3 separate regions of the Homo sapiens genome follow, and all the other regions are linked to region 3. Evidence: chromatin loops called from intact Hi-C (ENCODE). Cell type or tissue: B cell. All regions are shown on one strand.

Evidence for each region. Peaks named below come from ENCODE experiments on the same cell type or tissue, not always from the same donor. Only the 100,000 strongest peaks of a DNase experiment are listed, where the experiment ranks them.
Region 1: it touches region 3 in a loop (7-fold over the local background); 1 of 110 quality-filtered maps calls a loop at or near these places.
Region 2: a loop joins it to region 3, with 5 times the contacts of the local background. A loop is called at or near these places in 1 of 110 quality-filtered maps.

Annotation. Positions count from the first base shown.
Region 1 is chr1:86,498,591-86,502,590 of GRCh38, reverse strand. It overlaps CLCA1 (chloride channel accessory 1), which reads right to left. Exons shown (of 14, transcript NM_001285.4): 13 at 3,780-4,000; 14 at 2,332-2,937. The coding sequence ends at 2,546. The region is part of intron 1 of LOC124904210 (a long non-coding RNA gene); the gene reads left to right. It overlaps LOC105378827 (a long non-coding RNA gene), which reads left to right. Exons shown (of 2, transcript XR_001738132.2): 2 at 1-589. Among named protein-coding and RNA genes, the nearest start is that of CLCA1, 32 kb to the right of the region's middle. RefSeq lists an enhancer at 58-147. In B cell, CTCF peaks have their summits at 81, 285, 2,185 and 2,399 (motif pointing left); DNase peaks (open chromatin) are centred at 250 and 2,360; H3K4me3 peaks cover 246 bases.
Region 2 is chr1:86,548,945-86,552,944 of GRCh38, reverse strand. All of the region lies in intron 1 of CLCA4 (chloride channel accessory 4), which reads right to left. It also overlaps the pseudogene CDCA4P2. Among named protein-coding and RNA genes, the nearest start is that of CLCA4, 3.9 kb to the right of the region's middle. In B cell, no CTCF peak of the experiment used is centred here; no DNase peak of the experiment used is centred here.
Region 3 is chr1:86,614,824-86,618,823 of GRCh38, reverse strand. All of the region lies in intron 4 of CLCA4-AS1 (CLCA4 antisense RNA 1), which reads left to right. Among named protein-coding and RNA genes, the nearest start is that of CLCA4, 70 kb to the right of the region's middle. RefSeq lists an enhancer at 1,551-1,600. In B cell, no CTCF peak of the experiment used is centred here; a DNase peak (open chromatin) is centred at 1,723; H3K4me3 peaks cover 900 bases; H3K27ac peaks cover 1,729 bases.

The DNA of each region.
Region 1 (4,000 bases), 120 kb after region 3:
ATTTTACGCGTGGGTCCCGTCCTCCTAATGGCAATCAGGACTGTCCCTTACTGGGATTCCCCAAAAATTAAGGAGTTTTCCTCCTTCACGTGCAACTTCAAGGCGATCACTTCGGGCGCACCACTTGTAGAGTTTATAGCTTGCAGTGAACGCCCAGAATGAGTTCTCAGACAATTCCAGCTGAGCGGAGCGGCGGACCACTCTTCTGAGAGAGTGTCACCCCAGAATCCATCCGCCAAGTATTTATTGAAAGGGCTTGTTAAACTACAAACATCCACTAGATGGCCTCTTGAGGTCGGGTCGTGACACACCTGTGGCCTTCTAAAAGCATTCAAACCACATTCTCAGGAGGCTGTTTTCAGCGTTCCTCATGACACACTCCACTCCTTGTCCTGTTTTCAGGGTCAAGGAGTTACATTTCCATGCACAAATAACATACACACAGTGCCTCCGTCTTTTTCCATGCCCCGACCTCAAATGCTTTGTATACAAGCTTGAATTTGTTGCCATGCACCCCCAACAACCCTCTGCCCATTTGGCTGGCAAAGCAACTGGTTGTGCCCTCAATAAACAGTACTGACTTTGGGAACATCAGGGTCTTCCTAGTCTTGGAACTCTCTACTGTTCAGTTTTTATAACAAATTTATATGTAAGAAATACGGGTCCTAGGAAACAGCCTGAAGGACATGCAATCCATTCACTCCAAATTTTACCTCTGGGGCAAGCTCAAGAGCTAATTGCTAGGCCCGCATTTTTTGGGTCCCTGTATAATTGCCTTTCCTGAACAATGCTGTGGTGTTACTCCTTTGGCTTACAGTGAAGGAAGTAATTAGCCCTATATTAAACTTGTTGTTATGATTACTATACGGTTGCTGCTTTGGCTGCGGCCCTTAACATCACAGTGCCCTAATAAACTGAGGATCCACAGATAAAACTTCTTGTGGGTCTCACGACTAGGAAAAGCCATGCTTCTCCTGAGCTGCTTCTGGCTTGCTTTTCACTATAGACTCTGTTAATCTTGTTACTATATACACTTCATTTGTCCTACCTACTTGTCACAAAGTGAAATATGTGACTTGGCTGTAGCAATTGTACAGAACATTATATTATGCATTTGATGTGGTGGTTTTCCCTCTAGTTTTTTTCCCCCATGTATTCTTTATAGGTTTATACCTGAGCACTTCTTCTAGTTTTTATTATATATTTTATTTCTTTATTTTTATGTTTATTGCATGTATCACTAAGATGGCTCAAATCTGGTTTTGAAATAAGAAAGGTCTACAAATAAAGAAATTTTGGGTCTACGCAGAAATGATATGCTAGATATTTTGTTTTCAATCATAAAGAGAGCCACCCACATCTTGAACTCATTGTACTAATAACTGGGAACTCGAAACAATTTTCACAGGACTATCTACACCTACAGGCACTGGAATCTGTGACTAGTCCTTCACGAGGACTGCCATAGTGCTAGGCCTACACTTCCAACCCTTTTTCCTCTTCTTCTCCTTCCCCTTTCATTTGTTATGCTGCTGGTCTTTCTCACACTTATTAAGGGCTTCGTGCGGTTCTTAAAGACTCCCTTCTCAAGCATATCTCTGAGCATATCTGCCTCCTGATTTCAAAAATAAATCCTCAAATGCTCTTTTTAGTATACAGGAAAAAGGCCAATGCTTACTCATCTTTCTATCCTTAGAACCTAGCATTGGCCTGGAAAATAATAAGCAGCTGGTGAACATTTGTTGAAAGAACTGAATTACATTAAATAAACTAATGCACATAAGGCATTAGTTGGGCCCTTGGACAAAGTACACAATAAATGTTTATTTCTCAATCACTTTCCCTTCACACCTGGCCTGAAGCTACCTTTCCCACCTTATCCCCACTGCCATGGCTTAAAGCATCACTAACTCTTGTAATTTCATGCACATAACGTTCATTTCTGTGCCTAGGGAATTTTCATTGTGCTGTTCTTTCTTTCTTCAATGCCATCTCTTCCTTAAATGCACCATCATTGCTCAAATTTAGAGAAAATAAGACATATTCCTAGTGATGCTGGTCCAAAACTCCTATAAAACAAGTCATGTCTTTTATATTTAAATAATTTAGATTGGCTTTTCTTCACCAAAAGAAATCAAACAACTTTTAGCAACTCTGTTAGATTTCTGCAATTGCATGTTGTTTTTAACTGGCAAAGCTCCTTAAAACAAATAAAAACATACTTCCATTTATTGATGCAAGCCCTGTTTCTTTCTAGTATTCAAATTCATTAATAAAAGACTCAATGATTATTAAATTTTTGGGTTTGAATGGATAGTTTTTATGCATGTATACCCAGTTGTTTAGCATTTTATTTTATCGCCCCCTACAGGAAGTCTAAAATACATTTAGTATATCGCCCCCTACAGGAATACATTTAGTATAAATGTACTATATACATTTAGTATATCGCCCCCTACAGGAAGTCTAAAATACATTTTAGAAAATTTTATAATCAAAAAAAAGGATGAATGATTTATTTTATTTATCTGACAAAAATTCAGCCCTAGGCTATTGACAGCTGCAGTTCTCCTATCCACTTCCACATAATTTTTAAAATGTGAATGCCAGGAATGGTGCTGTTGATATGAATATTAGGACAAGGAGCAGACGTTTCATCAGGACTAGGTGTCTCTGGCGGAGTCTGTGGAGGAATAAACAAAGATACTCGTGCAATGTTGGATATTTCTGATTTCAGATCGACCTTATCAACAGCCTGAATAGCAATGAAAAGATCTGTGCCATTTTCAAAAGTAATGTTTTCTGGTTTAAACAAAAAGACTTCCTCAGAGTTGGCTTCCTTTGGGATGAGAGCAGTAGTATTCACTTGAAGAGATTCATTGAACTTGTCTCTGAGATCAAGAATACTTGTACTTATTCGAATGATATACTTGTGAGCTAAAAAGAAAAAAGAAGAATGTGACTTTAATTCTGAAATATTAAAGAAACTTCTTAAGCAGTAGAGCTTTAAAAAATATTTAAAAAGCTTTAAAAGTCTATGAGAAATTATATCATCACCCCATAAGGTTCCCAAATAAATGAACTGATGGTCCTGTTTACAAGGATTACTATCTCTTTTACATTCTTGTTTGTATATAATGACACAGTGATAAGCGTAAAACTGGATTGGGCATGACGTAAAGCCTTGGTCAGCATTTCTAGCCATAGTGCCCGGCAGAAAGAAGAGACTGTTTAACAACTGTTTATTGTTTTATTATTTATAGAGGCAGTTTGCACCAATGCTTCTCAAACTGTAATGTGTGTACAAATCACCCAGGGATCTGAAAATGCAGATCTGAAAACACTTTCTAACAAGTGTTCATGGTATCTACATGCTGCAGTCCACAGACCACACTTTGAGAGAGAAAGTCTGGTAGGACCTGAGGTTCCTTCCAAAAGAGCTCTGCTCTGCAGACATCTATGCTCCATTTCCAGTTCTTCCCCAGGAGTCACTGCTACCCAGAAAATGGAGTTTGTCAAAGGACAGTTTGGTAAGATTTCAGAAACAAAGTGAGGTTTACCCTTCCTGGCTGAAGCCTCTTACTCCCAAAGTTTACCAGTTTTTCAGGTTTTAAATCTCTCTTCTTTAAATACATTTATCCCTCATTTCAAAGGACCGGCAAGATCCCTCCTGCCTTCTGCCCCCTAAGTATCAGAACACGGCTGCCTGCCTCACCCGCTTCTGCTCTTCTACTTGGCTGGTAAACTCTTTTACAGGGTCCACACCAGGTTCAGCTTACCTGTTCCATGGTCATAATCATCCCCAGGAGCTGTCCAAGTCAGATTAATGAGACTGCCCCCGTGAATTTCCGCCTTCAGGTCGGTGATTTGGCCAGGTGGGAAGAGATCAGGTATGGGAGCATTTGGGACATCAGAAGCCACAAATGAGCCTCCCGAGGATGTTCTGCTGAAACACACTTGCTTGTGTTGAACATCATCCTTATTAATTTCAGGTCTTGGT
Region 2 (4,000 bases), 66 kb after region 3:
CAGACGCCGAGGCACCCGCAGAGGGAGGAGCGTCTGGGAGATGGATGGCCCTCAAGAAAACAGAGGAAGCTTTCGCAAATCACTCGATCAGATATATATGAAACGCTGGAGACTAAAATCCCCCGCTACATGGAAGAGCTGTTTTCAGGCGTGGACAGCCCCTACTACAACCTGGACACAGTACTGACAGGCATGATGGGGGTGCCGGGCCGGGCCCCTGTGAAGGGCTCGAGGGCTTGGCTCCGGTCACCCCGTGCCCCAGCTCCATCTGCAAGTCCGATCTGGGCGAGCTGGACCACATGGTGGAGATCCTGGTGGAGACCTGAACCAGAGCCCTGAGCGCTCGCAGCTGTGTCTGACGCGTGGACACGTGAGCACTGGCTCCCGTAGAGGGTGCGCCTGCCGCCCGCTGCCCAGCCTTGCTGCCCTGTCTGCTGATTCTGAGAAATCCCAGAACAGACCATCATCAGCAGGGTCTGCAACCCCAGGCCCGTCCCACTCACTTTCCCCGCTGTGGAGGGCCAGGCAGAGATGGCTGTTCTCCTGGAAGACTTCTCCTCTCTGGACCGGTCCTGACGTCCTTACAGCCCTGGGCCCTTCGTCTCTCTTTGTGTCCCCCACTGTAGAGGACGGCGAACCACAGCTGCATCAACCTCCTTTACATTCAGACAGGTGATTTTTTTACAATTCAGTTTTAAGTGTTTTGGGCAATATTTTGTCTTAAGATACATATTTTTAAACTTTTTATACCTTATGTCTTTAGATTTTTTCAGCTATTTTCTTAAAAGTATATTTTTTCTATAAATATCCTTTGCTGCGACATTAGAACTTTTATAGCCTGAACAATTGTAGTTGGTGTGTTTCATTTTTTTCAGGTTTAAATAAGGGATTTTTTTTGCAGTGGGCATCACTACGGTCCTTGTCAACAGTGTGAGTGTATCATGTTTTACTTTAAATGTGCGTGCAATACTTCTCCATTATGTTCTGTGCTACCGTGAGACCTGGGTGAAACTCAAAAACCGCACACAGCTACTACATTTTTTTTGTCATTAGAAAATCTACTGTGGGAGCCACATCTTCCTAGACTTGAGCATAAATTATGGAGAATTTTATTTATGTCTATTTATGTGTAAATGTCATTGAAGGCAAAGGTCAAATATTTGTCTGTTTGGAGATCACGGGCACCAGTTGGTCTTCAGGACCTCAGAGACCCTCCGTGGTGCCTTCTGACAGGCGGTGTTCCTGAAGGCCTCCCGTCAGCCCAGGCACCTGCCCTGGCTGAGGAAATAGCATTGCTACTGGATTAGAAATGCCTGTGCTGCTCTGTTAGATTGGTGCTGGAACAAAAGGTTAAGGCTGAAGTCTAGAATGAAAGAAATCCGAATCCCTGTCATTCATGGCCCCTTGATCTGTAGGGTCATAGGTGCTGCCTCAGGGAGTGAGCTGGAGGTGCCTGCAACCTTCCTCTCCTGCCCCGCCTCACCCCTCTTGTGTTTCCTGTTTCTCATGCTTTTTCTAACTTCCTCACCCCTTAGCCAAAAAGGTTTGTTTTCTTTTGTGGATACAGCCATTCTTAAATATCAGTGATGTAAACCTCACTTTATTAAAAAATTATCCATCAAAACAAAACAAAACAAAGGTAAAGAAAATAGACAAGGCATAAGGATTTTTAAAGTTTTGGGTTTTTTAAAAGCAAGAATTGAAATAAAAATAACATAATGAACGAATATAACAATGATTAGCTAAACTATTAATATTTGGTACACAAACTCATTTTGGATAAAAACTGCATTTTCTTAAACATTAAAAAAAGAGGCTGGGTGCGGTGGCTCACGACGGTAATCCCAGCACTTTGGGAGGCCGAGGCGGGCGGATCACGAGGTCAGGAGATTGAGACCATCCTGGCTAACACGGTGAAACCCCGTCTCTACTAAAAATACAAAAAATTAGCGGGGCGTGGTGGCAGGCGCCTGTAATCCCAGCCACTCGGGAGGCTGAGACAGGAGAATGGCGTGAACGTGGGAGGCGGAGCTTGCAGTGAGCCAAGATCGCACCACTGCACTCCAGCCTGGGGGACAGATCGAGATTCTGTCTCAAAAAAAAAAAAAAAAGAAATGATCCCTCCCTAGACCTTATTATCTCATGAGGAAATATAAGGATGAAAGGCACTTTTTTTTAATTTTATTTTTATTTTTATTTTTTTGAGACAGAGTCTTGCTCTGTCACCCAGGCTGGAATGCAGTGGCATGATCTCAGCTCACTGCAACCTCTGCCTCCTTGGTTGAAGCGATTCTTACCTCTGACTGTGATACTTACTATGATCTTAGAAAAATCATTTTTTTTTTCGGACCCCTAGTTTTTTCTTCTGTAAAATGTGGATTATAGTATTTCATAGGGTTTCTTGAAGATATTAAACGCGAAGATTTTGTGAAGGGCTGGGAGAAATGTCAGGAAACATTGTAAAATCTGGGCATGCCTGTAAACAATTGAATTTCTGCTTGTACTTATAGAGGACCATGTTTACAAAATTTTTGCCCATCCAAGTAATTCTTTCAAATAGTGATGTCTGAGTAAGAAAAGTTTGATACTGATTTACTGTCCTCTGGACACTAAAAACCTATCATTCAGAATTAGCTGCATTAACTGTTCTTTAAACATCTTTAGTAAAATGAATTATTATCTTCTCATGAAATTTAAAAGGTACCTATAAGCAAATATCTTTGTGATGTAACAGAGTTTATAGAGAGTGAATGACAAATGGCAGCCACAAAATCACTTGATTACAACTTAGTTCATGCCTATCACCTTCTGCTGGGTAATTAAAACATGCAGAAGGGTCCAACCATAAGCAGCAGAACACAGTAGTGGAGAAATTAAATATAAAGAATTAGTATATGTTGATATCAGGGAGAGGGAAAAATAATTTACGTGGCTACACCACCAAACTCTATATTACATAGAATGTTATATTTGAAAGAAACAGAAATCAGTGTCCTTGGTTTAGTCCTGGAGCCTTTCTCTTCTCCATCTGTACTTGCCTAGTTATCTACACCCAAATTTTCATTCTTCATCATGAATTCAGATTCCTGCCTCCATCTACATGGATGTTTTCAGAAGTAACATAAATTCCAAAAGCCCCAACCAACTAACTCTTGATTTTCCAAATGCCAAATTTTCTCCACTTACAGTCTTCCCCTTCTCAATCCAAGTGTTCAAGCAAAACTCTTGAATTCTTCCTTGACTCTTATTATATTTCCTTCCTACCCTCACCTATCCCCTATACATCTTAACCACCATATCACTTTAACAATCTTTACCACAACCTCCCTGTTCCTAGTCACCATCACTGCCCACCTGCAAGAGTTTCCTACCTGGGGTCCTTCTACACCAGTAAGCTGCCACAGAGTTTATAGAGGATGGGTGACAAGTGGAAATTCTTTACAGTCCTTAATATTGCAGTCAGAGTGATTCCTGAACATGCATGAGAACACACCCTTCTCTGCTCAGAATCCTCCTATGGATTTTCATCACAGAGTCAAAGTCAAAGTCTTTCTGGTGGTCTAGGCCCTGCCACCTCTCTAACTTCAGCTCACCCTATGCTTCCTCCTGCTCATTCATAGCTGTTTCCTTGGTTACATCAAACGAATTCTCACCTCCATGCTGTTTTTCTCCCCTAGTTTTCAATGGGCTCTTCTCTCGCTCATCTCAGGTCTGTGCTGACACATCATCAGTGAGGCCTTCCCTGACTTCCCTCATGAAATAGCAACCCACATTCTCCCCCAATCCAGCCCCACCTAACACTCCATATCCCCCTTCCTGATTTGTTTTACTCCACAGCAACCTACTACCACCATCTGACCTGTGATCCATTTACTTATTAACTATATCTCTGAAAAGAAGATACACTGCATGGTGCCAGAGGCTTTAAAAAAATTTTACTGCTCTTTAGCATGTCATAAACATTCAACAAAGAATTCTTTAAAGAACAAATGAGTCCAAC
Region 3 (4,000 bases):
ATTTTCCCAGTTCTTCACATGTCTCCCATTTAAAAAATTACATGCACTGATACTGACATTTTAAAATTTATATGCTTAAACCTCATTGTTTTTAAAATAATTATAGAGATTCAAATAAGTATTATTTCCTCCCAGGAAAAGTGTGCCCTTTCTTTGTGAGGAGTCAAGCTGAGTCAGTGCTGAGTTGCAGCTCTAGGTAGTTTCAGTTCACCTCTAGTTTCAAATATCTAGAGAATGTTACCTGTTCTGTGTGTATTACAGGGCTCCCCCTCTAAAAGGATTTTGAGACCTAAGGGCTTTAAGACTTTTGCTTTCCAGCCCAGCCACCAGCCTGTTGTGCTGCTACTTACTCAACAAAAGTCTCATGGAGATAATTGAAAGGTAGGCAGGATTACCTCTGCATTTGGGGCTCCTATAGATTCCAATCTGTCATACCAGTGTGCATGGTTGTTAAAAGTTCTGCTGGCTTTGCCTTACTTTAGCAGAGTTCCTCTGCTTAAAACACACCCTATCTTTATGCCCATGCCTCCTCTAGGAACAGTTTTTCCCTTTTTGGAATTTAGTTTCCATACACACACACACACACACACACACACACACACACACACACACACACACACACACACATAGTGTATTCTCTCCCTTCTCTGAACACCAACTCACTCACTTTAACATTAAAATAAATTATATATAGTTTATATGTAAACTATTTATAAACTATGTATAACTATTTATATACAGTTTACGTATAAACTATATATATAAATAGTTAATTTAAGTGTTAAAATAAGTGAGTTGGTGTTCGGAGAAGAGAGAGAAATGAACTTTGACTCAGGGAAAGGTTAAGAAGATATGACTGGAATTAAGGCAAAATTGGTTAATGGGTACAAAAATACTGTTTAGATAGAAGGAATGAATTATTTTATTTAATAGTACTATAGAGAAATTATACTTAACATTAATTTATTATATAATTCAAAAAGCTAGGAGAGAAGAATTGTAGTGTTCTCAACACAAATAAAAGATAAATGTTTGAGGTAATGGATATCCCTATTACTCTGATTTGGTCATTACACATTGTATACATGTATGAAAATATGTACCTCAAAAATATATACAACTATGATATATCAATAAAAAATTCAAAAACATTCTAAAAACATCAAAAAGGCCTAAAAGCTGGACACCTAATTTTGTGCTATGGAAAACAGCATGATAAGGGAGTAGAAACATTAAATAAATGAATTTGCATAGTAAAGAATTTGTTTAGATACCATTGTAAGTCCCTGTAAGATTCTAGTGGAGCTAACCGCACTCAGTGGCAGTTTTCCATTTTCACCTATTTAATAGAGTCTGAAAACTTTCCAGTCTTATACAGTCTTGTGTTCATATCTAATTATTCATATCAGATATGCAGTAATTACTGGAATCATTAAAAAGACTGGTCCTAGAACCCAGAAGTTTACTGTTAATTATTGTTTTCTGATAAGATTTATGTAACTTTAATCATAAGGTTCATGATATGGTTTGGCTCTGTGTCCCCACCCAAGTCTCATCTTGAATTGTAATCCAAATTGTAATCCTCATGTGTTGAGGGAGGGACCTAATGGGAGGTGACTGGATCATGGGAGCAGTTTCCCCTGTGCTGTGCTAGTGCTAGTGAGTGAGTTCTCATAAGATCTGATGGTTTTAAAAGTGGCACTTCCTCTTTCACTCTTTCTTTCCTGCTGCCTTGTGAAGAAGGTGACACTTCCCCTTTCGCAATGATTGTAAGACCTCCCCACCCATGCAGAACTGTGAGTCAATTAACCCTCTTTTGTTCATAAATTACCCAGTCTCAGGTAGTAACTTTATAGCAGTTTGAAAATTGACTAATACAGTTCATGAACTTTGATTTAGAACTGGAGTGACTTGTTAAACTCCTATAAAGATATAATACTTGGACTGTTAAGTATAAATTAAAGGCCTGTATAAAAGTAAATTTATCATATTTACCTGTACTCCACATCTTGTCATCCACCATATTTTGAATTTGAAGATACGTAGAGAGGAGAACAAATTTTGTTTGTTAACATGATTTATAACTTTTAAATATTTAAACATATGTTCCTTGTGCCACATTATACCATTTGTACACAAATGTTAGGAATGTGCCTCTTAGCCTTATTTCTCACTGTGCTCATGTCACTTTACAATGCTATACTTTATGGTTTCTCCTGTTCCCAGCATGCCCAGCTCTTTTTTTTTTTTTTTTTTAAAGTTAGTTGTGCCTTTGTCCTTGTCATTCCCTCTTTCTGTAATGCCCTTTCTCTTTTGCTGCCTGGTAGAATCTCTCAGATTCTTCAAAGTTTGACTAAAATGCTGCTTCTTGGGAAGCCCACCTGACCAGTTGGTCTTTCCCTCCTCTGTGATTCTACAGACATTTTTAGTTGTATATATTATATCACTTACAGTAGTGAGCTTTGGTAAACAAGTTCTTACTGTGTTATTCCCAGTTACCTTATGATAAAGTCTAAAATCCTTAGTGAGACTTGCAAGGACCCCACCTTATCACAGCCCGAATACTTAATTCTTCAGTCTCATCTCTTACTCTGGTCAGATTATTCTTTCTATTTCTCAACTGCTTGAGGCTCTCTTCTCAAACTTTTTACACTTGCTGTTCGTTTTGCCTTGGGCATTATTTTCTACACTCTTGGTGACTCTCTACTCATTCCTTCTTTAAATTTTTAGCTAAAAATTTACTTCCGAGAAACTTTCTATGACTCCTTGATTATGTTAGTTCTCCCTGATATAAAAGTGCCCATAGCATCCTATACTTTGCACTTGAGTGGTATATTCTATCTTTTTTATCCATCTATCAATGCTATCAATTAATGCTATCTTTTCCATTGAATTTCATAAGTATGTCTGTCTTGTTCACAGACATATACCCATTACTTAAGCATGTATCAGTTACCTCAAAAGAATTGGCTAAGTATTTCTTGATAGAATGAATGGAAGGATGAGTTCAAAACTTCATGAGAGAAGTCTTCCCACTCATCTCATTCTCCAAGTGCTTATATAATGCGAGGCATGGAGTGTGTACTGAATGCTATCATTAAATTTCATTTTTATAAATATGTTTCCTTTATTTATGACTTATTTGCAGTTTAATACTCAGAATTTTCAAGTAAAGTTGGGTCAATTTTACCCTTTAAAGTTCTTGTATGTTTTTCTGTATTTAAATGCAATACATCATGAAATATTTAGGATTATTTATGGACCTCCTGATCATTATTCTCATACAACTTTGTTGTATCCTGCCAAGTTTAGAGACCTCTCCCCATCCAGGGCTCTAGCTAGATACATTCTCTCCCTAAGGTGTTTTCATCCAATCTGTAGTTGTAAATACCATTTATAGGCTGATAACTCTCAGACTTGATGTGTACCTGAAATTCCAGATTGACATAACCTATTATCTACTGAACATCTTTACTTGGATGGCTGATGGGTATCTCAAACATGACATATATTAAATACAGCTCTAACATTTCTCTCCTTGTTAACAATAATAAATTCTTATTCCCTTAGGAAGAGATGGAATGACATTTGGTCATAGTAAAAAAGTAACAACAGAACAGATTTCACTCATCTCATAGATCAATGTCAGCTTCTTACCAGAGCACACACCTGTAAAAGTTGGCCAAGGAGGCCAGGCGCGGTGGCTCACGCCTGTAATTCCAGCACTTTGGGAGGCCAAGACGGGTGGATCACAAGGTCAGGATTTCAAGACCAGCCTGGCCAACATGGTGAAACCCTGTCTCTACTAAAGATACAAAAACACAATTAGCCAGGCATGGTGGCTCATGCCTGTAATCCCAGCTATTCGGGAGGCTGAGGCAGGAGAATAAGTTGAGCTCAAGAGGCAGAGGTTGCAGTGAGCCGAGATCACACCACTGCACTCCAGCCTGAGTGACAGGGTGAGACTCCATCTCAAAAAAAAAAAAAAAAGTTGGCCGAG